Linked DNA regions of Mus musculus: region 2 is linked to region 1. Evidence: chromatin loops called from intact Hi-C (ENCODE). Cell type or tissue: heart. All regions are shown on one strand. Each heading gives the region's core, and the rest is flanking DNA. Links, peaks and the distances in the headings are about the cores only. Region 1 holds the start of Dkc1 (dyskeratosis congenita 1, dyskerin). Region 2 holds the start of F8 (coagulation factor VIII).

The links. Peaks named below come from ENCODE experiments on the same cell type or tissue, not always from the same donor. Only the 100,000 strongest peaks of a DNase experiment are listed, where the experiment ranks them.
Region 2: a loop joins it to region 1, with 4 times the contacts of the local background. A loop is called at or near these places in 1 of 42 quality-filtered maps.

Annotation. Positions count from the first base shown.
Region 1 is chrX:75,089,272-75,105,360 of GRCm38, reverse strand. Dkc1 (dyskeratosis congenita 1, dyskerin) reads right to left here and starts at 9,507. Exons shown (of 15, transcript NM_001030307.2): 1 at 9,234-9,507; 2 at 8,460-8,527; 3 at 7,992-8,078; 4 at 6,808-6,899; 5 at 6,414-6,598; 6 at 5,267-5,331; 7 at 4,802-4,928; 8 at 4,241-4,371; 9 at 2,796-2,939; 10 at 901-1,021. The coding sequence starts at 9,249. It overlaps Gm25520 (a small nucleolar RNA gene), which reads right to left and starts at 3,952; the gene lies at 3,835-3,952. In heart, for the core only: no CTCF peak of the experiment used is centred there; a DNase peak (open chromatin) is centred at 9,500; H3K4me3 peaks cover 2,814 bases; H3K27ac peaks cover 1,334 bases.
Region 2 is chrX:75,374,139-75,390,227 of GRCm38, reverse strand. F8 (coagulation factor VIII) reads left to right here and starts at 10,187. Exons shown (of 26, transcript NM_007977.2): 1 at 10,187-10,741. The coding sequence starts at 10,596. Fundc2 (FUN14 domain containing 2) reads right to left here and starts at 7,829. Exons shown (of 5, transcript NM_026126.4): 1 at 7,777-7,829; 2 at 2,976-3,126. The coding sequence starts at 7,795. In heart, for the core only: no CTCF peak of the experiment used is centred there; a DNase peak (open chromatin) is centred at 7,887; H3K4me3 peaks cover 1,614 bases; H3K27ac peaks cover 1,528 bases.

The DNA.
Region 1 (16,089 bases), core at 5,334-13,333:
TCTACAGAGTGAGTTCCAGGACAGCCAGGGCTACACAGAGAAACCCTGTCTCAGAAAACAAAAACAAACCAACAACAAAAAAAGAGAAGTCTCTAAAATACACTTAACAAAAGCAACTGAAGAAACACCTAACAAGAAAAAAAAAAAAAACAGGTGCAGGAATGACACACCACCCTCAGGTTTATAGAACAAACATTTCAAGTTTTTAGAATCTCTGTTCTGCTATATATCAGAATGGACCTTTCACAGGTGCCTTCTCACAGAACTGATACAGGGACCCTGGTGACATGACTTTTTTTCTGGTGAAAATTAGGATTATTAAATGAACAGCTTGGACTTATTGAGAAGGCCACAGAGCACAGCAAGTTGCAAGGGATAACCAATTCAATAGTAGTTAAACGTTTACAAATTAAGTCACTGATAACACCTGATGTTAATAGTAGTAGCTCACACCTTTAATCCCAGCACTCTGGAGGCAGAGGCAGGCGGAACTCTTTTGAGTTCAAGGCAGCCTGCTCTACAGAGTGAGTTCCAGTACAGCAAGTGCTACAGAGAAACCGTCTTGAAACACCAAAAACCAAACGTCACTGATACTAACTACAAGTTACCAGTCAGCAAACCAGGAATGAACTAAAGGCTCTCCTTTAATCATCACAGACAACTGTCACTACTCTTACTTGTGGAGTTTCACTAGACAGCCAAGAGCATATAAATATATAATTCCTCTTTAATCTGTATTCAACTAGTCATTCCCTTTATAAATTATTCATACAAACCCCAAGAGACACCATGATTATATAAAATCAAGGGACCCTGACATGGGACTGGCCCACAATGAACCTAGCTTTGATGATGCAGAGATTCAGTTCCAGAAATAATGAGGGCTACTCCCTTCCTTACCCATGCAGATAGCTTCCCCCTTAGTAGTAATGACCACAATCTCCTGGTTGACCTCAATGCCATCTTCATATCGAAGAAGACCAGGAAGCATGATCTTGGCCCCATAGCAGATTGCATTCACCTATGGAGAGAACACCACACATGAGGGCCAAATGCTATCCATTATCCCCTTTCCACTTCCATACCAGAATAGAGGAAGTAGCTTTATAGTGGGAAGTAGTATTGCGTCCGGCTCGACCGGCAAGAAAGACGCAACAAACCAGAATCTTCCGGCAAGAGCTTTATTGCTTGCTTCTCAGGAAGATTCCGAACCGGGAAAATGGCGCTGCTTTTATAACCCGCAGCGTGACGTTTCAGCACCTGATATGGCGTGACAGCTCCTGGTTCGTTGCTTGCCCATCACCCCACTATTACACCCGGAGAATGGGAGTGACTAGGAGTGAATTCACTCTCGCACCTGCGTACAAGGCTTGTTTACTAGTTAGGCACAGCGGAGGCCCGCGCCATCTTATAATGGCGATTGCTCGCGGCACACACGGCTCTCCTCAGAGATTACTGGCGGCACTCACGCGATTGCTCGCAGCACGTACCAGCTCTCCGCAAAGTAGGACTAATAACACTGATAGTCCACTGACTACAGTGAAGTACAAAAGAACATAGACCATAACAAAAACCTATCATGTGCTAACACTACTCTAAAAATTTCACATATGCTACAAAATACTAAAGAAAACTTTACAGGTGACTCAGCAAGTCTGGTGGCCCATCCATATTCAATAAAAGATGGAAGGAGGAAACAGACTCCACAAAATTATACTGAGCCCCAAACATACATTGCAGCATGCATGTGCTCACGCGCATACATCATAACAGATACATAATAAAAATAAAAAATGTTACCCCTCTTTCTTCACTGATTATACAAATAGGTTATTAAACTCGACTTTTATCATGTGGCCCATGAGCATTGTCATCTGGAATAAAACCTGGGGGCTGGAGAAATGGTTCACTAGTTAAGAGCACTTGCTACTCTTGCAGAGCACTTGGGTTTCTGAGCACCCATTTCTAGGCTATCATCCATATGTAACTCTAGCCCGAGGGGGCACAATACCATTTTTTCTGACCTTTCTAGATAACAGGTATGCATGTGGTATAGACATACACGCAAACAAAATACACATAAAACAAAACAAACCCATTTCTCTGGTCTTGGGGGCCAGAGAAATGACTCAGCAGGTAAAGGTACTTAGCCTAATGCCTGACTACCTGAGTTTGATTCCTGAACACACATGGTGAATTGAGAGAATCAACTCCTACAAGTTATCCTTGACTAACCTCCATATGCATGTGTGCACACATATATACAGGATAGCATTCGAAATGTAAATGAAGAGAATATCTAATAAAAAATTGAAAACAAAAAAACAAAAACCCAAAAGCTGCCTCAAGAGTTTTCTATCAAAGTGTTCCAGAGAACTGCTCTTGAATCTTTTTCAGGAAAATATAGTGCACTTACTAGAGATGAAGACTCAAAACAACTTGCTAAGAAAATTATACCAGGCCTGATAATGTGCTTCAACAGAAGAAAGCAGCATTTCATTGAAATCCTTACAGAGTAAATAACATCTCTGAAATGCTCCAGGCCCAACCTTTACCTATTGAAACAATTTGTTATAGTAACTTAAATAAATCAAGATTATTTTAGGCACAGCCAGAAGAAACAAATTAAAAGAGGGCAAATTCTAGATATCACTTGGGGGAGGAGAGGGGGAGGAGAGGGGGAGGAGAATAACCACAAGGAAAATAAAAATACGATAAATATGATTTTACAATGCTAGCATCTCATCTTTGGAGACACGTGCTCTGAAAACATTGACTTTTACCCCATAACTTACTGCACTATCTTTCATAACCAGACGTTTATGAGATGTCAACAGCTTTTCCAAAGGGTAAACAACACGCCGCAAGTAACTCTCATCCTTATGGTTATCATACAGCCACTGAGCATCGAGTACATCATGCATTGTCACCATGTGGTCCTGAAAGGCAGTAAGATATTAAACTCTGAGACTTCATACTGTATATCTTCTTCTGTCCATCAGACTCCTCCTAAGCTTTTTTTTCCCCCCCAGACAGGGTTTCTCTGTATAGCCCTGGCTGTCCTGAAACTCACTCTCTAGACCAGGCTGGCCTCGAACTCAGAAATCTGCCTGCCTCTGCCTCCCAGTGCTGGGACTAAAGGCCACCACGCCTTGCTGACTCCTAAACTTTTTACAACTGAATATAACTATAAATTGTCTTTTAGTCCAGGCTCATCATAAGTCTTTAGAATCTCCATAAAATATCTGTACATGTTGACAAATTAGATCTAAGCAGTCAATCCTTTTTTTTTTTTTTTGTACTGCTTGGGATGGAACCCAGGTGTTTACAAATGGTTGCCAAATGCTCTAAAGCTGCATTAACACTCTCAAGATCTAAGCAAGACTGGCATAGGTAGAATAGGAAAGAAATGTATGAATAATACTCTCTACCCAATCCATCCATCCATCCATCCTTCCTTCCTTCCTTCCTTCCTTCCTTCCTTCCTTTCCCTCCCTCCCTCCCTCCCTTTCTCTTCCTTATTTTTTTCCTGAGACAGGGTTTCTCTGTGTAGCCCTGGCTATCAAGGAACTTACTCTGTAGACCAGGTGGCCTCCACCTGCCTCTGCCTCCCAAGTGCTGGGATTAAAGGCGTGTGCCACCACTGCCCGGCTACCCAATCATTTCTTTGCCAATTTCTTATTTATTTTTTTTAAAGACTTTATCTATTTTATGTATATGAATACACTGCAGCTGTCTTCAGACAAACCAGAAGAGGGCATCTGATCCCATTACAGATGGTTGTAAGCCACCATGTGGTTGCTGGAATTTGAACTCAGAACCTCTAGAAGAGCAGTTTGGTGCTCTTAACTGCTGAGCCATCTCCCCAGCGCCCTCTTTGCCAATTTCAATGTCCCGAAGTTTAATTCACAGAACATGAAAGCTGCCCTGAACTGAACTAAACAATATGAAATCTTTCCTAAGATGGAAAGCAGACAGAGTTCTATGTATGATTTCTAAAGCCCTCTAGCCCCAAGTCCAGCGGTAGTGGCGCACACCTTTAATGCTAGTACCAGGGAGATAGAAGCAAGTAAATCTATGAGTTGGAGGCCAGTCTGGTTTATAGAGGGAGTTCCAGGACAGAGAGGGCTACACATAGAAACTCTGTCTCAAACAATAAAACAAACAAACAACACAAGAAAAAACATCAAAAATCCCCACAAAACCCAAATCCCAAACTTCTAGTCCCACAACTGCATACCTTTTCACTCATGACTCCAGAACGCACCCTCCGAAGTTCCTGCATCTGACCACCAACTCCCAGTAACAAGCCAAGGTGTACGCATAGTGTCCGAATGTAGGTGCCAGCTTCACAGCTTACCCAAAAGATTCCTAAGACAAACACCACACACACAGAGAGAGACAGAGACAGAGACAGAGAGAGAGAGAGAGAGAGAGAGAGAGAGAGAGAGAGAGAGAGAGAGAGAGAAGTAAACACATGATTTTCTTTTCAAACCTTGGGCGTGATGGAGGCTGATTTTAATCTCAAGAGGCGGAGACAGGTGGATCTCTATTGAGTTCAAGGACAGCTTGAATTGCAAACAGCAATTTCCATAACAACCAGAGCTACTTAATGGAGAGACCTAATCTAAAACAAACTAACAGAAAGACATAGGGAACAGACATAGGGAATAGAGTATGACTACACAATGTACTCAAAAGTTTCTACTACTAACAAGAGAATCCCTGATAATATATTATCCCCCCCCCACCTGCTTGTGGATCTAAAGCAATTCAGCTTGATATATATCTAACAACTCACCTAATCTTCTCTCAGGATCATATTCTATCATTTTGCTCTCGTAGATAGTCCTCACTCGAAGCTGCCTCTTTACTGCAGCAATAAGTGGGGGTCGCTGAAACAGGGCACCTGTCAGAGTTTCTAGGGCCTAAGAACAAAGCACAAACAAAAAATTATGTGGGCTCATTTTAAAATAAGACAAAGGGGCATATTTAGGGAGTTTAAGAACATAATTCAAATACAAAGTTTTCTTTCATAAAATTAGTTCAGTTTCTTCTTTTTCAACTACGAAGGGATAGCTCAGCACTAATCAGAATGTCCTTCACAGAAAAAGCATGGCTAGAAGGCATCCCTAGCACCAGTCATTCATCACCCAGGAATCTAGGACAGCCCATTCAAAGAGCACAAGAGACACTAGCCAGGAGAACTTTCCTGGAGTTCAGAGACCCAAATCAAAGGTATGCTCCCTACAAGTTATAGACTTACCCTAGAAAGCTGAGTACCCCCTTCAATAGCATTGTGCAGCCGGACAATTCCAACATACTCTTTGCCTGAAAAAATGACAAAAGAGTAGTCAGGTGTGGCCACTGAGTTTTCTGTTTTACAAATGTTCTATCACTGCCACGTGAAGTGGCAGAAGCAGTAGGGAATCCAACGTCTGTTTCAGTAAAATCTGTACTGACAGACTTAATGTTGTAGATAGAGAAAAGAAATAAAGACAAATTTTCTTGGGTCAGGAATAGCCCACGCCATGGCTATAACCTAAACCCAGAAGTTTAGAGGCTGAGATGGGATAATTGAGATTTCCACAGCAACATGAGCTACACAGAAAAGCCTTGTCTCAAAAATGAAAGAATGGTCAGACAGTGGTGGCGCACGCCTTTAATCCCAGCACTTGGGAGGTAGAGGCAGGTGGATTTCTGAGTTCGAGGCCAGCCTGGTCTACAGAGTGAGTTCCAGGACAGTCAGGGCTACACAGAGAAACCCTGTCTCAAACCCCCCCGCCCAAGGAAAAAAAATAAAAGAAAGGAAGGAAGGAAAGGATGGAAAAAGCTCGCTCACGTTCACACACACATTTTAATGCTCAATGTGATGGCAGACACAGAGGGAATACCTACTGTAGAGTCTAACAGGAAAATACCTTGTACTTTAAGCAGAATTTTCTTGGGTGAAAATGGGGAAAGGAGACTTGAGATAGAAACATTAGAAACATGACCTGAGTTAAGAAGCAGTAAACATGGCAGGTGGTGGTAGCGCACGCCTTTAATCCCAGCGCTTGGGAAGCAGAGGCAGGTGAATCCTCGAGGCTAACCTGGTCTACAGAGTGAGTTCCAAGACAGCCAGGGCTACACAGAGAAACCCTGTCTGCAAAACCAAGAACACAATAAAGAGCAGAACCAGCAAGCATACAAGTGACCTGCCGCAGCGCTAGGAACAGGACAGTTGATTCAATATCCACATGCTTAGTGTCTCAAACTCTTAAAGAACCACCAGATTTTGGCAGAGAACAACAGAAACCAATTCACACTCGTGCTTTAAGATTTTTTCTAAAGAAATAGTTTCTAAGAGCCAAAATGTAGAAGTGAAACAAGAACAGAAACAAGTATAGCCCCCTACTCTCTCTTTTACAAACCTGCACTCTGTTGTGATTTCACCAAACGAGTGGCTCGTTCAATGCACACAATTAAACAACCAGTCACTTTGGGATCTAGTGTGCCACTGTGGCCAGTCTTCTCTACCCGAAGTATTCGTCGGATCCAGGCTACCACCTCATGGGAAGAGGGGTTAGAGGGCTTGTCAAGATTAATGAAACCGGTCCTAAAATAGAAGAAAAAAAGGTAATCACCTCCTGTTCTTGTCTAAAAAAAATAGCATGAAGACATAAAAAGAAAAGCAAATCACATATTTAGGTTATATATTCAGGACAAAGCTGTTCTAAGCTGCCACTACTACTCCCTTGAATAACAAATAAATTCAGTGAGAGCATCAGTTTCAAAAGACTTTAAGTTTGGACAGAGCATGCCTACCTGATATAGTCCCCAATCTCCCTCTTCAGAGGATTTGAACCACAAGGAAGAGGTGTATAGTGTGCTGTCCTTACATTTAGCTTATCAAAATTCTAGAAAGCAATAACATAAGTTTAATAACATATCAATAGAAGTAAAACAAGAGTCAGTAAATAACACCACCAACCACTGTAGCCCTTCAAGCCCATAAATGTATGTTGTTCCCATTATTAATGACACACTACTAAGCCTTCCTACATACTAGGGAAAACTGCAATACTAGTAACTCACGACACTTGAGAACAAACTTTGCAAGTTATCTTTTGACTTCTACACGTATGCCATGTGGAGCATGCACCCCCAACATCCCACCCACACACTGTAATCGATGAAATAAAAATTTATATTAAATTTATATTTTAAAATCTTCTTTGCTAGATGTCTTAACTTTATAGCTGGTATCCACTTTGTGAAAATTATAAATTTTAGTTCAATGGGTTACTCAATATCACTAATTAAATCCCTAAATAATAACCTATAATTTCTATGACATGCAACCGTAAACTAAGCATGCTTCATAGAATACCTCCTATAACTCCCTGCACATCATCCTAAGAGAAAATAATCATGAGCAATTAATAGATTCAGTGAGGTTAAAAGACTGGCCCATGGCTGGGGAGATGGCTCAACAGTTAAGAGTACTGACTGTTCTTCCAGAGGTCCCGAGTTCAATTCCCAGCAACCACATGGTGGCTCACAACCATCTGTAATGGGATCCAATGCCCTCCTCTTCTGGTGTGTCTGAAGACAGTTACAATATACTCACATAAAAGAAATAATTGTTAAAAAAAAAAGTGGCCTAGGATCACATATACTCTTATTTCAAAGGCGTCTGGCTTCAAAACCCCATGTTCTTAGGCACTGAAACAGTCTACAGGAGTTGATTTCAAAAGTGCAATTGTCTAAAACCTAACAGCAATTGACATTTTGGTGACATACTATATTCCATGCTACATCATTTAAAGTTTTCTAAATGTAAACTATGCTGGCAGTGAGCATTCCTTTTTTGAGACAGGGTCTCTTTATGTAAACTAGGCTTGCCTGGCCCACTGGAATAAAGAGCATGCAACACAACACCCCAGCAGTAAGCATTAACTAGAAATAATATGGAATTCAAGCATCCATCTGATACACAGAAAACATACCTTTAGTAACAAGGGCCACTGAGAAGTGTCTAATTGAGCCACTTTAGATTCTGGTTTGATAAGAAATTCTTCAGCATGTTGTATTTCCTTCAATAGAGCAGAAACATTTCTCAGCTTAATTTTGGAAGTGCATGCCTTTTAAACAAGAGGAAAGGAGGGGTGTGATTTCTGAAACCCAGGTCACTCAACTTTAGGAAGATCAAGTTGAATCCAAATATTTTAACAAAACCATGGGTCTGCTGATGGAGTAAGGCAGAGAAATTCAGGGTCAATAGCTCACCATTTAGCATGCCATGCATGTTAGAAAATTTCTCTGGGAGTTGTATGATTTCAGGTTTTTGCCCGTTCTACATAATGACCACTAAGTACTAGCATATTGATTGAGAATATTTAAAAGCACTTTCCCCCTTTAATGTGCTGTTTACTAAATTATCTCAATCAGTCGAAGCAAAGTAAATTTCTACTCACGGCAACATCATCTTCTTGTAATGGCTTCCGGTCTTTTTTCTTCTTATGCTTCTTTGGGAATGTAATTACTACAAGAAACAAACTCAATATTTGAAGATTTTGAAAACTAAAACCAAAGTTTAAAATTAACTCTAAAATCGGGACAAAGAAAACATTTTAAAGTCTGACATTACTGGAGAGAACTTACGTTTGTGAGGCCAAACACTAGGATGGCTTGGCTGGTAAATGACTCTAGCACGTGTTGGCTTCCCTTCGGGTTCTCCACGTGGCTGTGGCAAGGCCAAATATTACTTAGGGAAGCACTTGTCCACAGGCTGGAAAGTTTCACAAACGAACACTGCACTGTCCATAGGGGCTTGTGATCTCTTAAAGTTTTTCTTGTAGGTCTGAGTTACACTTGCTTCCAACTCCTCTGTTCCTTTCCTTCCTAACCCTTGCTCTGCACCTTTGCTACCCTCATTTCCATAATGTCCTGCCTAGTGCCAGCAGAAATGCTACCGCGTCTCCTTATCACGACACAGTCGCCTCCACGGCTGATGCCTTTGGGAGGGGACCCTGGTAGAATCTTTTGCACGAAGCCAGGATCTAATGAAGCCTAGTCACTGGTCACGAATGCGTGCATTCACAGGTAGAGCCAGAGCCGAGTGGTGAGACAGCCAAACTGCGAGCGGGAACACGGGGAACCGCGGGTCACGATGCAATCTCACTATAACTAGCTCCGGGTCGTGTAGGAGGCCCCACAGGTCTCATGGCACTGCCACCAGAACCTCTTACCTTCTGCATCCGCCATCTTGAACTGCACCGCGTGCGTCCCGCCCAAGCCGCCACAAACTAAGAACTGTAGACTCCTATGGTGTGAGACCCGTCCGGGCACGTCATTAGGACCCGCCCACCGTTGCACCGCCCCTAGCTTGCTGATATAAAAAAGGGACGTAGAGAAGAGGAGGAGGAGGAGGAGGACAGGACGGGGTACGGGGGCAGGAATCTCTACGAACCCGCGGACTGTCTACTCAATCCCATTGGCTGATTCGGCCACGGAGGTGTGACCGCACATGCGCCTGGAAGCTCCCCCTCACTCCTCCCCACCCCAACCCCACACTGCCAACCCTTGGCAGAGCGCCTTGGAACCTTGGCCAGGCTTCTGCAGTAACAGACTACAGCGGGTGGGCTGTACTGTACCCTCCTCCAGTCTAGCTTCAGCTTCAGCACTTGGACATCCTTCTTAGCGCGCTATAAATAGCTGGTTTTAACTCAAACAGACATTTTTTTGCTTGCTATCATGTCAGTTTCAATTGAAAAAGACATTGAGGTACACAGTGTCAAAGTGAAAGCTGTTTACTCCTTGAAATTCCTATTAAGTTATGGCTGTATTGGCCAATAGGAATTGAGTGCAAGCCTCGTGTAAACTTTTAAATTTTCTAGCAGCTACATCAAACTAAAAAGGTTGAAAGTGATTCTGGTAGTTAATTTTACATAACCCTGCGGATCTGGCATGTTATTTTAATACGGAAGCAATATGCAGCAGTGTGTAATGTTTTGCTTTTTTCTGTATGAAGTTTTTTTCCAGTGTGTTTCACACTTAACCTGTACACTTAAGTTCGAATTCCACAGCCTGGACATCAAGTGCAGAGCTCTAGTGGCTGAGATAATGTAACAGCCAGAAAGTAACAGCTCTAGGATTGAGCCCTGACTTTTGTCGGGTAGAGTCTTCTGGCTGTTAATCCGAGCTACTGCCTTTGAGATAAGATCTCTGGAATATCCTCCTTCACCCTGTTTCCTATTCTACCTCTGTAGATTCTTTTGGCTTTCTGGATTCATAACCCATATCTAGTGAATTTGATAGATCATTAGTTATCTTCATTGTAGATGGAATCATTTGCCAATAGTTTTCCAGTTAGTTGTTGCTGACAAAAAAAAAAAAAATAGTATTCTTTTTCTTCTGATCTACAATGCTAAAATCAGATTTTTTCAGTTTTTTTTTCTGTTTTTTTTTTCTTTTTTACTATGACTTACAATGGGTTTTTATGTCTTTATGGAATTCATTTTGCTAATAGTGGTAATGATCAGAATTGACTATTAACAGATAAGACCCTTAGAATTAAATGTTATTTTATAATGCTCCAGTGATAATTAATAGGGTGAGTAAATCTGAAGTACTCATTTGCCATTTGTCCAGTGCCTTCATCTTTGTCCTGTATCTCTATGCTCAAATCTTTTTGGAGAGATTTTGCTTTCGGAGAGTTCCAGAACCCGTGGATTTTTCTTCACTCTTACTTCTCTAACCATCATTATAATGTCTCTATTTCTCCAGTAGCTTCCTGAAGTCCCAACTTTTTCTACTTTCCCTAGATTGTCTTAATAAGCAGCCTGAAAGTATCATTAAACTTAGGTCCTGTTTATGCTTAAAATACTTTTTAAGGGTTGATGATAAGGTTCAACAGTGAAGTGTGAGTGAGTGAGTGAGTGAGTGAGTGAGTGAGTGATGGATGAGAGCAAAGAAAGAAAAGTTCATTCCCCTCAGACAGATTTTCTTAAGCCAAGAGTTAACCTCTGCTTTGCCCCAGGACACAATTTAAAAACCTAGAAGCTGCAGGAGAAAAAAAAATGTGTTTGAAAACAATCTTAAGAGTTTGTAAATGTGTGTCTCTGCACAGGAAAACAAAAAATCCAGTCTCTTCTCAAAGATTAGGGATTTAAGTCTCTGAAGTTTCCCTCTCCTAATTTAGGGTTGGTCAGTTTGAAGAAAGATAGAGTGGTTGATTAGCCTACTGTTTTGTAGCAAGCCCTGAACCAGCCTTGAATTTGTTGAGCTAGTTCACCAGCAGGGTCTCACAGGTGGAAGACAAAGGCTTACAGGGCTTTTGTTTTATACTGCTAGGCCTTTGTCTCAAATCAGGAGTGTGAGGAAGAAAACAAGCCATCTTGGAAATTTAACACTTTTGTTGCTAGTCATGGACCCTCATCCTATCTGTGTGCCAAGAAAAGTATCTTAACACCTGATGCTCTCTAGTTTCATCAATTTTCCTGCTAATGGCTCAATTCCATTTCATCCTTCCTTAAGGCTGAATAAAATTCTACTATATATATATATATATATATATATACATATATATATATAATCCCATATATATGGGATTAAAGGCATGTGTCACCACTGCCCAGCAATAAGCATTGATTTAAGAAAGTGTTTTAGCCTAGTTTAGTGATGAATGCCTTTAATCCAAAAGGCAGGCAGAGCTTGAGTTCAAGGCCAGACTGGTCTATAGAGCTAGTTCCAGGACAGCCAGGACTACATACAAAAATCCTGATTTGAGCGGGGCGTGGTGGCACACCCCTTTAATCCCAGCACTCGGGAGGCAGAGGCAGGCGGATTTCTGAGTTCAAGGCCAGCCTGGTCTACAAAGTGAGTTCCAGGACAGCCAGGGCTATACAGAGAAACCCTTTCTCGAAAAAAAACAAAAACCAAACAAACAAAAAAACCCAAAACCAAAAACAACAACAACAAAAAACAAACAAAAAAAGAAAACAAAACAAACTAAAACAAAAAGTATGTGTTTTGTTAGTATATTGTACTGGCTAGTACATTGTTTTATGTGTCAACTTGACACAAGCTGGAATTATCACAGAGAAAGGAGCCTCCCTTGAGGAAATGCCTCCATGAGATCCTGCTGTAAGGCATTTTCTCAATTAGTGATCAAGGGTGGGAGGACCAATTGTGGGTGGTGCCATCCCTGGGTTAGTAGTCTTTGGTTCTATAAGAAAGCAAGCTGAGCAGGCCAGTAACATCCCTCCATGGTTTCTGCATCAGCTCCTGCTTCCTGCCCTGCTTGAGTTCCAGTCCTGACTTCCTTTGGTGATGAACAGCAACATGGAAGTGTAAGCTGAATAAACCCTTTCCTCCCCAACTTGCTTTTTGGTCATGATGTCTGTGCAGGAATAGAAACTCTGACTAAGACATATATACTTTTAGATTTTGATTCCAGACTATATTTCTATACACTATTTTCACCACAATCTGGCCAGTTTCCAAAACAATATTCCCACAGTTATTTGAGAAATCATCACTGAACTTGGATGACTCCTTCTGGTACTAAATCATTTACTAGCTAGAGATGTTATCATGTATCATCACTTACTGATGCGGCAATTTCTTTTTGCTGTTAGACAAACTTCGCAGAATGCATTTACACAAGTCTACACCTAGGAAGTATAGGTTAGTTACTGTGTGGTCTCCTGATACAATCATAATATGAATAAAGTTTATAGTAAGCTTTTAATAATGTTAAAAGTGTAGTACACTTGGGAGGCAGAGGCAGGTGGATTTATGAGTTCGAGGCCAGCCTGGTCTACAGAATGAGTTCCAGGACAGCCAGGGCTACACAGAGAAACCCTGTCTCCAGAAAAAAAAAAAGAAAGAAAGAAAAAGAAAAGAAAAGAAAAAGTGTAGTACAATAAAAACATGATCCAAAAAAACCCCAAAACAAACAAGCAAACAAACAACAACAAAATACCAAACAAACAAACCAGCAAGCTGGGCAGTGGTGGTGCACACCTTTAATCCCAGCACTTGGGAGGCAGAGGCAGGTGGATTTCTGAGTTTGAGGCTAGCCTGGTCTACAGAGTGAGTTCCAAGACAGCCAGGGACAGACAGAAAAACCATCTCAACAAAACAAAACAAAACACCCAAACAAAAACAACAACAAAAAGAAACAAAACAAACAAACAAACAAACAAACGGGGGCTGGAGAGGTGGCTCAGCAGTTAAGAACATTGATTGCTCTTCCAGAGGACCTTATTTCAATTCCCAGCAACCACATGATGGCTCACAACCATCTGTAGTGGGACTCAATTCCGGTGTGTCTAAAGACAGGGACACTATACTTATATTTATAAAATAAATGAATCTTTAAAATTTATAAAAATTATAAAAAACAAGTAAAATGTAAAGCTATGGTCAGGTGTGGCAGCACAACCCTTTAATCCCAACACTTGGTAGGCAGAGACAGATGGATCTCTATGTGTTCAAATCCAACATGGTCTACAATGAGAGTTCCAGGACAACCAGGGGCTACATAGAGAAAGCTTCTCTCAAAAAAAAAAAATCACAAAACAAAACAAAACAAACAAAATCCCCAAAAACAAACAAATAGACTAATAATAAACTGGACTTGATTAAAATTTAAGCCTTTTGCTCTACAAAACACATTGTTAAGAGTACAATAAAATATGCTACAGACTGGGAGAAATATTTTCAAATTATGTACTCTGACAAAAGACTGTGAAGGGAGCCAGGCAATGGTGCGTCATGCCTATTTCTGACATGTGGGAGGCTGAGACAGGAAAATTGACATGAGTTCAAGGCTAGTATGGGCTACGTAGTGAATATCAGGCCAGCCTAGGATACAAGTAAGGATTTATTGGATCATGGTTCTTTGTTTTGTTTTGGTTTGGTTTGGTTTGGTTTTTCGAGACAGGGTTTCTCTGTGTAGCCCTGGCTGTCCTGGAACTCACTCTGTAGACCAGGCTGGCCTCAAACTCAGAATGAACTTTTTTTTTTAATTTTTAATTTTTAAAGATTTATTTATTTTACATGTCTTAGGGTTTTACTGATGTGAACAGATACCATGACCAAGGCAACGCTTATAAGGACAACATATATTTGGGGATGGTTTACAGATTCAGAGGTTCAGTCCAATATCATCAAGGTGGGAGTATGGCAGCATTCAGGCAGGCTTGGTGCAGGAGGAGCTGAGAGTTCTACATCTTCGTCTGAAGGCTGCTAGCAGAATACTGACTTCCAGGCAGCTAGGATGAGGGTCTTAAAGCTCACGCCCCAGTGACACACCCACTCCAATAAGGCCACACCCTCTAATAGTGCCACTCCCTGGGTCGAGCATATATAAACTATCACAATACATATGTGTTTTTGTGTACCACATGACTGCTCAATGCTGTCAAAAAATCAGAAGAGTGCATCAGCTCCCTTGCAACTAAAGATACAGATGATTGGTAGTTATGATGTGGGAGCTGGCAATTGAAACCTAGTCTAAATCAGCAAGTGCTAAATCACTTCTCCCTGTGTGTGTTTTCATTTTTAAAATTTATTTATTTTTATTTTATGCATTTTGACTGCATGTATGCCTGTGTGAGGGAGTCGGATCCCCTAGAAGGATAGTGACAGATGGTTATGAGCTGCCATGTGGGTGCTGGGAATATTAACTGCTGAGCCATCTCTCCATCCCATTGTGTTTTCTTTTCTTTTCTTTTTTTTCTTTTTTTTTTTTTTTTTTTTTTGAGACAGAGTCTCCCTGGCTGTCCTGGAACTCAATATGTAGAGTATACTGGCTGGCAAACTCACAGAGGTTCTCTTGCCTCTGCGTCCTGACTAGAATTAAATATCCAGTTTTTCATCAAGTATAGTGTTAGTCATAGGTCTTTGTAGATATGCTTTAACAAGTTAAAGACTTTCTCCCTCTGTTTACTGTGAATTTTTGTCATGAATAGGTTCTGTCAGATGCTTGTTTTGCATTAATTGATATTAGGATATGGCTTTTCTACTTTTGCCTATCAGTCTAGGAAAATTGTGTTTATTGGTATTTGATTACTGAATATGCCTCTCATCTTTAAATAAAGCCCACTTTATCACAGTATAGAATTATTTTGTGTTTTTTTTTTTTACTTCTGTTCCTACTTTTCTTAGGATTTTTGTATATACATTCATGAGCCATATTGGTTTGCAATTTTCATTTCTTTTTCAAAACCTTTTTCTGATCTTAGTATCAGAGTAACAGTAGCTTCATAAAATGAATTGAGATATATTTGATCTGGTTGTGACTTTTAAGTATATCAATAGTGACTATGATGTCAGGACTTTTTCCATGAGACATTTGTGATAATAAACAAAATGTCATATAAACAAAATAAGAAAAACCCAAGTTTCAAACTTAAGATGGAAATTTGGAGATAGCCTTCGCTTAAAAAGAAGCATTTTGTAGATGCTTACATATGAGTGAGTTAGCCTATCTAAACGGACTTTTAAGTCTCATGCTTCATGATGAGCAGGAGGTAGGAGACAGAAAGGCAACAGACCTTCCAATCTTATTATTGGCCTTCATATAGATATGTAATTCTTTCTCTAAGTCTGCTTATGATTTGGATTTTCCAATTTTAATTCTGAAAAAATTCAATGGCGATTTTCTTTTTATAGTATTCCCTCTTCTCATAGTAAATGAGTCAGATGCACATTTCTCATGACCATTAAAAGATATGGCATATGAGTATGAGTGTAGGTGCCAATGGAGGCTCAAGATATTAGATGCCCTGGAACTAGAGTTAAAGGTAGTTGTGAGCTATATGATTGTGGGTGCTAGGAAGGAAACTAAGTTCCTCTGTAAGAGCAGGACATACTTTTAACCACTGAATCATACTTATTTCTTGACATAATTAACAAAGAAACTCCTTTGTAACTATGATCATTAATTTCTACAAATTCTTCTAGTTATAAGATTTAAAATACTGAATAAACTACAAAACTAAATCTGGGGATGAACACATTGCTATCTTATCCAGTTTTACTATATCTAACTTAAGTAAACAGTAAATGGTGAGACAACAAAGTGAAGTTAGGTTC
Region 2 (16,089 bases), core at 3,131-11,130, 290 kb before region 1:
TGCATATACCAAGAATACATGCATGTACCACCCTATATGAAGCTTGTCAACAAAAAGTGTATATGCAAGCTGGCCATAGTAATGCATGTCTTTAATCTTGACATTCATTCAGGAGGCAGAGGCCAGTGTGGTCTACATAGAGAGTTCCAGATAGCTAGGGCTATGTAGAGAGACCCTGCCTCAAGAAATTATACACAAAGAGTCTAAACACTCTCTTCAAAAGGAAGATAGTTCTTTTTTTTTCTTTTTAAGGAAGATATTTCAAACTGGAATTTTAAGAGAAGGAGGCTGAGGAGATAGTGTAGTGAACAAAGTACTTACTGTGTAAGCATGAGGACTAAAGGTCAAATCCATATAAAACTGGGTGCTTTAAAAAAGTAAAATCTATCTATAAGTTATATACAAGAAATCCACTTTATATAGAAGACTCTATAAAAGACAAGTAGAAAATCCATTTATGTGTTTCTTCTGGCTGCTGTCCTGTGTGTATCTTTTCTTGCCTGATTTTGTTATGAAGTTGTAACTGTGAGTAAAACAGCTCTGAGTTCTAGGAATCATCCTAACGCAGTGGCTCTCAGCCTTCCTAATGCTGCGACCCTTTACTACAGCTCCTCATGTTGTGCTGACCCCCAACTATAACATTATTTTCATTGATACTTCATAACTGTCATTTTGCTACTGTTATGAGTCATAATATAAATATCTGTGTATACAACAGCACTTGGGACACAGAGATAGGAGGATCACAAGTTCTGAACCATGCTTGAAGGGACTTCTCAGACTCAGGCCTACCAAACATGGTACTGGCAGCATCTTGCCCTTTCCCCTTCCCTCTCACATAGATTGCATCCCTGAGGAATGCGTCTAGCATAAGAACATGTCCAAATAAGGGAAGAGACCTTGATGGCTAGCACTAAGGATGTAATCTATGGTTTACATGGGAGAAGGAAGAGGGCATTACCATGTTTGCCAGGCCTGGCCCTGCTAAGTTTCTTCATTGCTGAGCCAAAGACTCCATTGCAAAACAAAACTAAACAAAACAAAACCAACATACACACACAACATACACACACACACACTCAAAACTCTTAAAAATGAATACTACAAAAAATGACAATTTCAGAGGGGGAAAACATGGAATTTAATAAAAGACAAGTCTAAGTAGTAAATAAATACATATAAAAGCCTTCAGTTTTTACCCCTACTTGGAAAAAATGCAAACAAAATCTCAATGAGAAAAACACTACTTGTAAAGGCTAGCAAGAAATTACCAGTATGGCAACAACAAATATGGTCAAGGATGTAGTGTAACAGAAACACTTGGTCCTTGGTGGCAATGTAACCACTTTTAGGCATCAGCCTGACACTATCTCATGAAGGTAAAGACGTATACACCCAATAATTTAGTGACTACTAGGTACAGACACCAAGGAAGTAATGTACCCATTCACAATAGGAAATTTGCATAATAATTTCATATCATCATTGTCTACATTATTTAAAAATTGAAAATGGTCAACTGGGAAAATATCCTATGGTATATTAGTACAGTGGAATTCTAAATACAAATGACAATGAAGAAGCTAGAGCTTCATATGATATGGTTGAATACAGAAAACATTTTTAAAAGCAAGAATCAAGCCAGGCAGTGCTAGTGTATGTCTTTAATCCCAGCACTCGGGAAGCAGAGGTGGGTGGGTCTCTGTGAGTTTGAGGCCAACCTGTTATATAGTATGAGTTCTAGGACACCCAGAACTACAAATAAATCCTGTCTCAGAAAAACAAAACAACAACAAAGAAGCAATAATCAAAAGAATTCATAGTGATTGTGTTTATCCAAAGTTCAAAACCAAATTGACTGCACTAAATTATTAAAATTAAGTAAAGAAGCAACTCCCCAACAACTTTTAGAGTTCTGGGGGACACTAGCCATATTTTTTAGCCTCAGTGGTTGTTATATGGGAATTTGTTCTCCAACTATTCCTTATAGATAGCTGTTCTGTGTATTTGCATTACAATAACATTTTTCAAACGGACTTTCTGAGATTGATGAATTCATTACTCACTCACTGAATTGGCTCTAAACATTTTATACACATCAACAAATGAAAACTGCAACATTAACATCTGGCACAGCTAATATAAATGGTTAACATCTTAATCTACCACTTACTATGTTGCCTTGACCTAGAATCTAGATAAACTTTCTGAGCCTCAATTTCTACAAAATGGACATAGATATTACAATTACCAAGTCATTTTAAGAAGGAGATGAGATACCTATATATAAGCTTTAAATAGTGCCTGCCTATATGCAAGGTTTTTGGCACCAGACATTCCATGGTACAGTTAAGGGGGTGATTTTTATTGTAGATATGAGAGAGAGAGCAGCCAGAGGTATCTGGAAGAGTCCAGAGCAGAAAGAGGAGTAAATTACACATAGTCAGCAGTCTGGACATGGGCATCTTAGGAGAGAATAGCCAGGTTATATGAAGTGTGAGTAGCTGTGAGGAGAGAAAGTCCAATGCTAGGGCTTTGAAATGTATAACAAGTACTTGTGAATAGGGACTTTAGGGAGCCTGAAAACTAGCATGGACCTTAATATGCTGATATGTGTTAATTGGAGAGCCATATATCTCTTTTTCCAGAGATAAGGGAATGACTCCTTTTGACAGAAGAGAATCTTTCAAAAGTTCTTAAGGAATGTTGACTTTTCATCTAACCACCAGAAATCCTCTTATAGTCCAGGTTGAGCTTATTTCTGGATATTTGGAGTGTCTTTTGGGGGGGGGTGAAGTTTCTTTTGGACCTGACAGTACATGCATAAATATCAAATAGTACTTTAATTTGATGGTCCACTACATATTGAACAATTTCAGTAAAGTCAGTGTGTTTTCATTAATTAGAGTAGACAGTTTCTATAACTATGCTACTAAATCAGGCACAAAAAACTACAAATCTTTAACACTACTTACCATCCAGTAACACCCCCAATTACCAGCTGGGTTGCTACACTATATTTTTCAGCTGATGGCCCAGATTCCTGCCCAAACAGCTTACGCCACCATGGTTGTTTTTTAGTTAATTCTGCAAGATCCAGTGCTTCAAATTTTCCATCAAAGTTTCCTATAAAAGAATGAAGATATGTAGTTACTGGTTACTGCCAAAGGAGTAGACATTTTCTTCAGTGGTATGGTAAGGTGCCTATGGGCTAGTAAACAATCTCTCACACATGTTCCTATAAATAAGCCTAATGAAACTCAATGGGTCATCAAAAAAAAGTATAGTGAAGACAAGACAACAATTGAAGGGGATCAGAAGGAATAGGGAAGGACAAAAGTAAATATGATTAAAACACATTGTATAAATGTATAAAAATCATAATAAAATCCATCATGGTGTATGATTAGTATATGCAAATAAAAAACTAAAAAAAGAACTAAGAAAATAAGAAAATATTTACTTTCATAATAGTTTTCCACTATTCCTAACAAGATTAAGAGATTTTTAAAGCAGACAGGTAACTATTTTAAATAGTAAAATATCTCTGAAATTCTGGATTGGAATTTTAGAAATTCTGACTAAAATAAATAAATTTGAATATATGTATTGTAGCACCTTGAAAACTTAGGCTTAGTCTGCTATTGTTTTTCCTCTCAAATTTAAAAACAATTGAACTGACATAGGGAAAAACAGTGCTATGGAATAAAAGCATTCTAAATATGTATTTTTAAATTCCCCTCTTTAGGAGCCACCTACAAACCAATTTTCTGTATTATATAGATCTCCAATGAATAAGTAAACAATATTTGACCGGGTGCTTTTTACTAGACAATGTACTTAGTAACAAACTATTTAATTAAATGCACAGGAAAAGATAGGTACTACTTATTAATCCCATTTTGTAATCAGGAAACAAAGCTTTGGAATGGGAAACAAGCTAACAAAATGTATAATGTCCCAGGCAGTGGTGGCGCAGTAGTGGTGCAGCCTTTAATTCCAGCACTTGGGAGGCAGAGGCAGGTGGATTTCTGAGTTCGAGGCCAGCCTGGTCTACAGAGTAAGTTCCAGGATAGCCAGGGCTACACAGAGAAACCCTGTCTCAAAAAACCAAAGGGGAAAAAAAAGTATAATGCCTGGTTTGAACAAAGATCATCTTGGATTTACCTACTATGTCCAATCCTTCTTCCTTGGAAACATACTGCATTAAGATAACAAATGTTAAAAACTCAGCATGTAAGACTGTTTACAAACAAAAGAAAAACCCAAGAATTGTCATTTTAAAAAAAGAATAGAAAATAGAGGCAGAATCAGAAATGATCAAGAAATTACATGAGGGGCTGGAGAGATGGCTCAGCAGTTAAGAGCACTGGCTGTTCTTCTAGAAGTCCTGAATTCAATTCCTAGAAACCACATGGTGGCTCACAACCATCTGTAATGGGATCTGATGCCCTCTTCTGGTGTGTCTGAACACAACTACAGTGTACTCATATACATTATTAAATAAATAAATACATAAATAAATAATTTTTATAAAATTAAACAAAGCAAAAATTTTCAGAATATTTCACACATATATAATTGGAGTCCAAGAAGATTACCAGAATAAGAGAGAAATAACATTCAAGAGGCAAACTGATGTAACTCAACCAAGAAATGCTAAGTAGAACTCTAGAAATGAACAAGGGAATGAAGAGTACTTGAATGAATATCCAGGCTGCTATCTAAATGAATGCTATTGTACAAAACAATACCTAAATTATCTTGTAAAACTTTATATATATATAAAATTAAGCAGGTGCTTTCTAAATATTAGCAGGCAAAAGAAAAAAATGATAAACTATAGAGCACTCCCCTCCTAAATTTAAGGGGATTAAAAAGCTAAGCCTGTGAGCTAGATTCCTACCTGAGTTTCAATATTAAGATGTTCATTCTCATTATTATATAATCCTTAGCAAAACCAAAATGTCCTTTACAGGTTAAGGCAGTGGTTCTCAACATGTGTATCCAGACTCCTTTGGGGTTAAACATCAGCTACCCTGCATATCAGATATGTACATTACAATTTATAATAGTAGCAAAATTACAATTATGAAGTAGCAACAAAACAATTCTATGCTTGGTGTTTCTACAACATGATAAACTGCATTAAAGGGGCATAGCATTAGGAAGGTTGAAAACCACTGGGTTAAGGGATTTTAAAATGTATATAGACAGGCAAAGAACCAAAAATAGTGTTGAAGTTATAATAGCTGTACAACAAATTGCTCAAACATCATGAAACAAAGTTATTTTGTCTATTATCTCTGGTTGGTTCTGTGCATGTGGAATTCAATCACACCATTAAGGCTTCTCTGTCATTTTGTGATATCTGAGGCTTCAGCTAGAAAACTTACAGGGCAGGGTCTGGAATAATATAATAATAAATAATAATCTAAAAAGTCTACAGTTGCATATACAGACTATTTTTCTCAGAGGCTAGAGTGGACTTCCTTAATACCATTGAAGCTAAGTTTAAGAGGTGACTGTCTCAAGTGAAGGAAAGGTCAAGGACCTAGAAAAAACTGTCATCATTTTAAGTTCTGGCCTCAGAAGCTATTGAATTTTGCTACCACTAAACTGGCCTAGAGTAGTTCCCATCCAGATTAAAGAAGAGAGAATATATATTCCAATTCTTACTGGGATGGGAATATCAAAGTCCCACTGAAAACAGACCATATGAGAAAAGTCAATCTTCTATATGATAAACGGCAAAAAAAAAAAAACCCAAAAAAACAAAAAAACAAAAACAAAAACAAAAAAAACTTAGGAAGAAAGTTTAAGAGTGTTCAAACTTTCAAAACTACAGTATAATTTAGAGCCACCTAAATTAAAGGTTTTTGGGGCTGGGAGCAGTGAAACAAAGTTTCTCTGTGGAGCCCCAGAATTAACCAGACTGGTCTCAAGCTCACAGGGATCCACCCACCCCTGCCTCCCCAGTGCTGGAATTAAAGGTGAGTGCCAACACTGCCTGGCTAAGTTCAAGATTCAAAAGGCTATAGTATTCAATAAGATGTTGCATTGATCCAGACATTATTGTCGATGCCAAAAAGTGCTTGCTGACAGGAGCCTGATATAACTGTCTCCTGAGAGGCTCTGCCAGTGCCTGACAAATACAGAGGTGGATGCTCTTGACCAAATATTGGACTGAGCACAGGATCCCCCAATGGAAGAGCTAGAGAAAGGACCGAAGGAGCTGAAGGAGCTTGCAGGCCCATAGGAGGAACAACAATATGAACCAACCAGTACTCCCAGGGACTAAACCACCAACCAAAGAGTACACATGGAGGGACATGGCTCCAGCTGCATATGTAGCAGAGGATGGCCTTGTCTGTCATCAATGAGAGGAGAGGCCCTTGGTCCTGTGAGGGCTAGATGCCCCAGTGTAGGGGAATGCCAGGACCAGGAAGAGAGAGTGGGTGGGTTGGTGAGCAGGGGAAGGGGGGATGGGATAGGGGGTTTTCAGAGGGGAAACCAGGAAAGGGGATAACATTTTAAATGTAAATAAAGAAAATATCTAATAAAAAAAAAAAGAAGAAGAAAAAGCCAGGCAGTGGTGGTGCATGCCCGGCAGAGGCAGGCGGATTTCTTAGTTTGAGGCCAGCCTGGTCTATAGATTGAGTTCCAGGACAGACAGGGCTACACAAAGAAACCCTGTCTCAAAAAACAGAGAGAGAGAGAGAGAGAGAGAGAGAGAGAGAGAGAGAGAGAGGATGTTGAATTGACCTAAGTATACACAAAATTAGTTGAATAAGAAGTATAGAAATACATTTACATATACTATTATATCATTTTCCTATCAAGGTACTCAGGTAACTCCACAGTACAAAGCAAGTCCTTTCAATAGTGTTAGAAGCACTAGATATTCATATATATATATTTAAAAACCATATACAATACATTCAACGTATGGCTCTAGTCAAAAGTGGGATTTAGTTGGGTATAGTTCCACGCACTCTAGAGGCTGAAACACAAGGATAGCTGAGTTTGAGGCCAGACTGGACTACACCAAATTATCTGTTGATGGTGGGTGAGATGGGATGGATAACAATTAGAGTCCGCTCATTAAACACTGGTAAACAACATTTACAAGCCTTGTCTATAGGCCCAGGAAAACAACGATAATTATTGTAAGCACTACAATTATGTAAGACAAGATTTCTCAGAAATTTCTAGGTATTCTGCTCAGCAATTGCATCAAGTGTAATGACTGTGAGCTTAATGAATTGACTGACTTAACGTAACTAAAGAAAAGAAAAGAAAACGGACAAAAAGAAAGAAAAAAAGTGCTCCACTGGGATTTTATTTTGAGTGGGCCGACTATATCTCCTACTGTTTTCAAAACAATCAATTAGGAAAGTACCAATGAAAATGAGGACTGTAGGTGTTTGAGAGGCAGTAAGAGACAAAAACACTCCTGTCAGGGAGCCAGATCGCTTCTGAGAACAGTAACTGGATCTCCCTAGGGACACCTCGGTAGGGGCGGCACTGAAAGGCTAGAAGAGCTAGGCAGAGATAACATCCCTGGGTAACTCAAAAGCCAGCTTAAGTATGACCTTGGCCAGATCCCAGAACACCCGCCAGAAAAGTCTCCGCGCTGCCCTATCCAGGTGCTATTGAAGCTCCCTGGGGAGGGAGGAACCCAGCAAGCGACTCAGCATGCAACCAGCAGTACTTCACTCTAAGCGACAAAGGTGATTCCACCCCTGGCCCTTGCGCGCGTGCTCCCGCCTTTACCTTGACTGTTAGCGGCCATTTCGGGGGCGCGGGGGGGGGGGGGACCCTAGTATCGCGATGACACAGCTTCAGACCACGAGACCAGGAACAGGCGTTAGTCATCCGCAGCTGGCTTCCGGCAGGGGGTGGGGGGGCAGATATTTCCAGTCCCTTGGCAGTCGGAGACAGCGGGGCCTGGTCCCATTAGACATCTTTCCTGTCCTGGAGCAGCTGCTACAACCACCTCAGCTGCAGCCCCACACTTGCGCAGAGGAATGAATGCTTGCTACGTGTGCAGAAAGCTTCTCTGCCTTGGTGGTGACAGAGTTTATCTCACCTTTATTTTTTTTAATTTATTTTAGATTTTGCATATTTATGTAAACAATGAACTTATGTTAATTCTGACATTAATTTCAAGGCTGTTTAAGTTCAGGAAAACACATCTTACACTTTTTAAAAGCATTCCAACCACTTAATAATGTACACTTGTATTATGACTGCTGCTTCTTCCGCTTTAAAGTTTTTTTTTTAACTTTGTGTATATGAGTATTTGCATGTGTTTGAGTACAGCACGTGTACGCAGTACCTGAGGCCAAACAGGACTTCCGATCCCTTGGGACTGGAGAGGGGAGTGATACAAATATCTCAATTAGAATTGAGCACTTTATTGCCTCTTATCCTCTGTACATATACTAGTTGTGAGTCTATTAGAAAAAAGAAGATTCTTAGATGAGGAGTGAAAGATCCCCTATTTTATCGGTATAATAGTAAAAAAAATTGGGAGGAGACAGTTTATTTTTGTGTCCATTTAGGAAAGCAGTTCTTCCCTATGACTTAGGCAGCCATGGGGTTTTGGCTTTCTAACAGGTATCGGTTCTATCCTGTGGAGTGGGCCTTAAATACAAACATGAAGTGATTAGTTACTCCTACTATATTTATGCCACTACCATAGCAATGAGGCTATTTTGACATATCAGTCATTATATAGTACCTCACAGGGTTCTTAGATGCTTTGTAAGACTGTCAATAACTTGTCACCCCAAATAGCACACATGTAACCTTCCAGCACTGTGAAATCTTGTCAGTGCCAGCTTGATTTCCCCATGTTTTATGACTCAACTATGTTGTGTCATCAGCAATACGATCTTAACCATGAAGTTCTGTAGATTGCCAAAAAATTGGCAGTACCTTATAATGTTTGGGGGTTTATGGAGCCAACAAACTCCAAAAGAGGTGACCCATTCCTGGCACTGGGCTTTATATTTGTTACCCTGCAGTGTTTAGTAGGGACATTGTCATCCTGATGTAGGGGTAACTCCATTTAAATTCTTATATATGTATACATGTATATTTTATTTAAAAAGCTTCTACAGTAGTAGGTTTTCATATTTTTTTCAAGTATCTTTAGTGTTAATAATCACTACCCATACTCACTTCTCTCTCCTGCCCTCCTATCCTTACCCCACGTAACCCTTCAACTTCTCCTGTTCCCTTTTCATATCAACTGCAGTATATCCCATTTCCCTTGAAATCTGCCTTCCCTTGTTGGCCCCTTGCTAGTTTCCTGATCTCTATGGATACTCCAATTTAAGACAGATATCTAAAGATTCAGAGTTAGCATTCACATGTGAGAGAGAATCTGAGGCATTTGTTTTTCTGGGTCTAGGTTACCTTATGGAGAATGATTATTTCCAGCTCTATCCATTTACCTGCAAATTTAATTTCATTTTTCTTTACAGCTGAGTAATAAATATTCCATTGTGTGAATGTACCACATTTTCATTATCCATTCTTCAGTTGGTGGATGTTGGCTCTTTCCTTTTTCATTCAATTATGAATTGAATGGCAATGAATATGGATATACAAGTATCTCTATAGTGGAATGTACAATCCTTTTAGATGTATGCCCAAGAGTGATATAGCTGGGTCATATGATAAGTTTGTTTCCAGCTTTTTGAGGAGGGAGGGTGTCTTAGTTAAAGTTTCTCTGGCTGTAATAAAACACCATGACCAAAAGCAACAGGGTTTATTTCAACTTATACTTCCATGTAATAAACAATTCACTAATCAATTTCACTGATGGAAATGAGGACAGAATCTCAAAAGGGCAGGAACCTGGGTGCCAGAACTGAATCAGAGATCATGGAGGAACATTGCTTACTGACTGATCATTATGTCTTGATCCGCCTATTTTCTTATACAATTCAAGAACACCTGTCCAAGAGTAGCTCTGCCTATGACTACCTGGGGCCTCCCATAGTAATCATTAATAAAAAAGCAACAGCAAATAAAACATATGGTACAGGTATCCTATCTGGATCTCTAGGCCATGTGGGCAGCTGGAAAGTTTCTGCGGAGAAAGTAGGCTGGAATCTGGTGAATCCCAAAGTGGAAGCTTTTACATTCCATGCAGACTCCAGAATCTTCACTATCTAGAGTTTCTTTGCTACAGGTACCAAGGAACAGTCTTTTAGAATAGGCTAGGAATTTAAATACACCTGAACGCCCCTCCTCAGTATTCTGTTCCTTTTCTTAAGGATTCAAACTTGTTAGGATGCACCCAGCAGGAAATGGGTTAAGCCTTAGCTCAGCCACTCTTCCTATTCCAGTTTTCCTGTGCCTGCTTCCTACTACCCAAAAGGAAGTAATCCTTTCAGATCTGTTTTGTGCTAATGCTACTTTCACTCACAGTAGATAAACTTCCAGAAAATGCTCTGCAAAATATTTAGGACTTTTTACTAAATCATTACATTTTCTTTTTGTTCTTAAAAGCTAAAGTTATTTTAGAGAAGAGTTAAATTTTCATTTCTTTAGTTGAACATTTTCTAGTAATAAAAGCCATGCAAATAGCACTCTTCGCTTGCTTCTTTCTGAGCCTTTTCAATTTCTGCTCTAGTGCCATCAGAAGATACTACCTTGGTGCAGTGGAATTGTCCTGGAACTATATTCAGAGTGATCTGCTCAGTGTGCTGCATACAGACTCAAGGTAAAAATCCTCTGTCAAGTGCAACATTGTGAAGATGTGATTTTGACTGTGTTTATTTGTATGACCCAACTCATACATATATTACAAATGATGAATTAAGGTTGTTTCTACTGACATGGAGAAAAGTCTACTAGGTGTTTCTTAGTGTAAAAGCATATAAATTATGTATAATATTCCATTTTTATAAAATTAATAATTACTAATCAAAACTCTGTGTGTGTTTGTTTGTGTGTATGTGTGTGAGAGGGTGGTAGGGAAAAGACATTCTAAGCAATTAGACTGCGTAGACTAAGGGGTCCAGTCAGTAATTTTTAACTTTTACAATGTTGTTGTTACACACATTATTTCTACACAAAAGTACACATCTACACAAAAAAAATAAACACATTCATCTCATTACCATTTGGAATGGAGAGGGTCTTTATCATATATTGTTATGTACTGTGTTCATTAACTCACCAATTCACTCATTTTGTGGTACTTCGGGTCTCCTGTTTTATTTATGAATGCTTTATCATTGAGATAAAATCCCAGACACATTACTGTTATTTTAGTGAATAGATTATCTGGTGGTATCTTGCTGGAACAAAGGACATAGTTCTGTTTTAGTTTTTTCTTTTGTTTTGTCTTTATATCTCTGGCTGGCCTGGGACTCACTATGAAGACCAGAATGGCCCAGAACTCCAAAATATCCACTTGCCTCTGCTTCCTAAGTTTGGGATTAAAGGTATGAGCCACCACAATCAGCTGTTTTAGTTTAAATTTTTAGAACGTTCAAGACTCTTCATGCATTTTGATCTTCAGAGCATGGGATTATACTTACCTCTGCATTTGCATCAGGAATAAGTCTAACATTATTGCTTAATTTTTTCCAGTCTTATAAGCATAGAATATTGTATCTTTAATTGTAATATTTTATTTGTAATGAGATTCATCATCTTTTAAAATGCGTGTTGGCTATCAGAGTTAATTTTTCAGACTTTACTTTTTTTATGTTTCACCCATATTTCTTTGGGGTCTTCCATTTTTTTTAGCTGCAAAAACACTTATTACATGTATTCATTATCCTTTATTTATATTATAATTTCTCCTAAGATTATCTATCTCTTGCCTTACTTTATAACTTACTTATGAAAACACTTAATTTTTATAGTCAAATATTAATTTTTCACATCCTTAGTTTTGACAGTGTTGGTTAAAATGTCTTTCACACCTCAAGGTTATATGTATGTCCTTCTAGATTTTGTTGTAAGAATTTAGTATTTTTGACTCTAATTTATCTTGACATTTATTTTGAATGGTATCTAGAGAGTGATCTATTTAGCTTGACTTCCATCTGTGTAAATAGCCTATCATAATTGCACCACCACATTCACCTCTCTAGCTTTATTTTTAATCATCATTAGTGAGTTTTGGTATTAAAGTTTGGTTTAATTTATCATATAAATTGGTGAGTATTCCATCCTTTTCTATAGAATTCTCTGTTATTTAAAAATTAGGCAAGACTTACTTATGATTCCATTTGTCCCCAGTGAGATTTAGGATAGTGTTGATAACATTTCCAGTGGAAAGCTCTTTTAGTTTTAACAATTGCTTTGCTACAGTGTTTTACTTTTTCATGAATCTTTAAATTGTCTGTAGTTACACGCCCTTAAATTCCTGTGTCTTTGCTAGTTATTTGTGAATAAGCTTGCCAAAAATTTCCCTGTTTTGTTTGTGGTAGTTCTTTAAAAGAATGAATTTGGAGGTTTTATTTTATTTGAGACAGGATTGCATGTAGCCCATATTGGCTTCCAACTTATTATGTAGATGATAAAGATGACTTTGAACTTCTGATCCTCATGTCTCTACCTCTTGAGTTCTGAAATAACAGGTATGCACCACAAAATTTAACATTTCTGAGTTGTTTTTTAATTTGAGGATTTTATACATGAGTAAATTTTATTTGCATCATTTTTACCCCCTATTTGCCCTTCCGACTTTCTCATGCACCCCCAAATATTTCCTCTCAAATTTATGTGTCCATTGGTACAGAATGCCTGTTCTGCCCAGAAGACACTATCCCAAAACAGTCATTCTGGTCCTTAGTCTCTTATAATCTTTCTGTCTACTTTTCCATTATGTTTCCTAAGTCCTAGATATACTTTATTACAGATTTCCCATTTGGGTCTGGTCCCCATGGCCACCTATTCTCTACATTTTGACTAGTTGTGGCTCTCTCTAATAGACTCTGTCTCTTGCACAAAGAAGCTTGAGATATCAGAGCTGTACTTACCTATGGTATAAGGATGGGTATTTAGAAGGCAGATGGAAACTATATTACTTTAGTGGTAGGGTAGTAGTAGATCTTCCTGTAGGGCCTGTTATCTCTTTAGCCAGAGGTTCTTGGCAAGGCAATGAATTCCCTTCAACTGAACAGATTTTAGATCTAGTTAGACAGCTGTTGTTTACCTCTAAGACACAAGTGCTACTATTAAACTATTGAGGCATCTTGCTGGTCTCATCATTGTTGTGGTTCTTGGGCTTTACATTGGGTAGAACTGATAACTTATCCCTGTTGGTAGCTTGCATAGCACCTTCTGACACTATGAATGCTAACCCACAAGGAGGGGGTTTCCAGGTTAGTACTAGCTGAATTCCTCTCAACTTCTATGACCAAAGCATGTGATGTCTTCAACAATAGTATGTTATCTTCATAATTTGGCCTGTAGCCAAGAGCAATGACAATAGCCTATATTGTTTTGGGGCTTCTCTTAGAGTCCTCCCAACTAACAACTAGAAAGCCTCCCCTCCAGTTTTTCTTTACCACTATGTTCTGCCATCCCTATTTCTAGAGCTCCTTCTGTCCCCCTTCCCCAGTGGTCTCTGTTTATTTTTTGGCTTCCTCAGATAGTCCAAGTTACAGAATCAAACCTAAAGATTCAGAGCTAAGATCCACAAATAAGAGAGAACATGTGACATTTCTCTTTCTGTGTTCCATCTTCATCCATTTACTTGTAACTTTCATGGTTTTGTTTTGTTTTTCTTTACAGTTAAATTGAATTCCATTGTATATATTGAAAGACTCTGGCCAGCCTTGGCATGGCAAACATGACTCTGGCAGGCCTTGCCCTTGTCTCCCATTCCCTCTGCCTTACTAAAAGCTATTAGCTTACATTCCTAAAGCTAGTCATCAAGGTCTATTTCCTTATTTGGCCACTTCCTCTTCCTGAGGCTGACTACCAAGGTTCAGCCTTCAAAGTATTGAAGTCCAGCGATCAAAATCCCCCTTTGGCTCACCTAATTAACATGCCCAATTAAAATTAAGCACCTCATCCTAACACAGGGTTTCCCATTTTACCTTTATGAACTGCCCTTTGCCTATGTGCCACATGTGTCTCCTCTATCCAGCAGCAGTCCTTGTCCACCCATAATTCCAGGACAAATACATCTTAAACCTCTCCCATGTTTCTTTCCCCTTCTACCTTCTCCTCTATCTCCTGTCTTGTCTTTCGTTCCCTGCTCTTTGTCCTTCTGGGGAAAATAAAGATCCTTTGTGCTGAGAATTTGGTCTTGGGGTGTCCAGAGCTCATATAGTTCCTTGCATATACACACTACATTTTCATTATCCATTCATCATTTGATTGCTATCTAGGTTAATTCCATTTCTTTGGTATTGTGAATAAAGCAGTAATGGGCATGGATATGCAAAACCTCCATAGTAGAATATGGAGTTTTTTAGGCATATATCTAGTAGTGGCATACCTGGCTCATATTGTAGTTCTGTTTGTAGCTTTGTGAAAACCTCCACACTGATTTCCAAAGTGGCTTCACCAGTTTACACTCCATAAATAAGGGTTCCTCTTTTCCCACATCCTCACCAGAACTTATTGTCCATTTATTTATTTATTTATTTACTTATTTTGATGGTAATAGTCATTCTAATTGGGATGAGAAGGAATCTCAAAGTAATTTTCATTTTCATTTCTCTAGTTGCTAATAATGTTAAACACTTTTAAAAGTGTTTATTAGCTTTTTTATTTCTTCTCATGAGAACTCTGTTCACTTCCACAGCCTTCTTTTAAAATTGGGTTGTTTATTTTTTAAGAGATATTATGTACTTATTTTATATATGTGAGTGCACTGTAGCTGTTTTCAGACACACTAGAGAAGGGTATCGAATCCCATTACAGATGGTTGTGAGGTTGCTGGGAATTGAACGCAGCACTTCTGGAAAATCAGTCAGTGCTCTGAACTGCTGAGCCATCTCTCCAGTCCTGTTCATATTCTTTTTTTTTTAAAGACCTACTTTTAAACTTTCTTTGATTCTAATATGGTTACAACATTTCTTCCTTCCCTTTCCTCCATCTAAATTCTCCATTATATTGTTCTTTCAAATTTATAGCCTATTTTTTAATTAATTTTCATTGCTTAGATATATGTGTGTGTGTGTATGTATATATATATATATATATATAAAACCTCAGTCTGTATGTATGTTTTCAGGGCTAACCATTGGATAGTTAGTGTGTTCTTTTCTAGGAAAGACTATTTCTACCTCTCTCAGCATTCCTTAGTTACTTGTAGTAATTAGTGTAGTGGTAAGACCTCCTGAGCGTTTCCCCATCCACTTTGGCATATGTATTGGTATCACCCTTGTTCAGCTTACATTTGAGAGGTTATGTTGGTGATATTACTAGGGGACACAGTCTCACAGCAAAGTCCATGATCCTCTGGCTCTTGCAATCTTTCTACTACTAGGCTAGTTGTCCTGGGTTCTCTAAGAAAGCAGGCTGAGCAAGCCAGAAAAAGTATGCTAGTATGCAGAACTCCTCTATGGCTTCTGCAGCAGCTCCTGCTCCAAGTTCCTGCCCTAGTTGAGTTCCTGTTGTAACTTAATTCAATAATGAATAGTGTTGTGGAAATGTAAGCCAAATAAATTTCTTCCCCCCCCAAGTTATTTTGGATCATGGTGTTTCATCATGTTAATAAAAACCCTAACTAAGATATTGGTACCAGGATTGTGGGGCATTCCTGTGACAGACCTGACTGTTGTTCTGGGTAGGATCATGGAAGGACTTTGGAACTTTGGTCTAGAAAAGTCACTGAGTGTTCAGACCTTGGTAAACTGTTCTCTGGGACTGTGAAAGTTAAGTATGTTAAGAGAAATGCAGCAGGTGGAGGCCTGGATTATAAAGATCCAGAGGAAAATTTAAGAGTCATTTAAAGACTCTATCAAGCTGTTACACATTTTGAATTAAGAATCTGGTTCTGGTCAGCTAGAGCTGAAGAGACCAGCATCATTAAAGTGAAACCTTTGTGTTACTGAGAAATTGGTGCTGGTTAGCTGGAGATGAGAAATTGGTGAT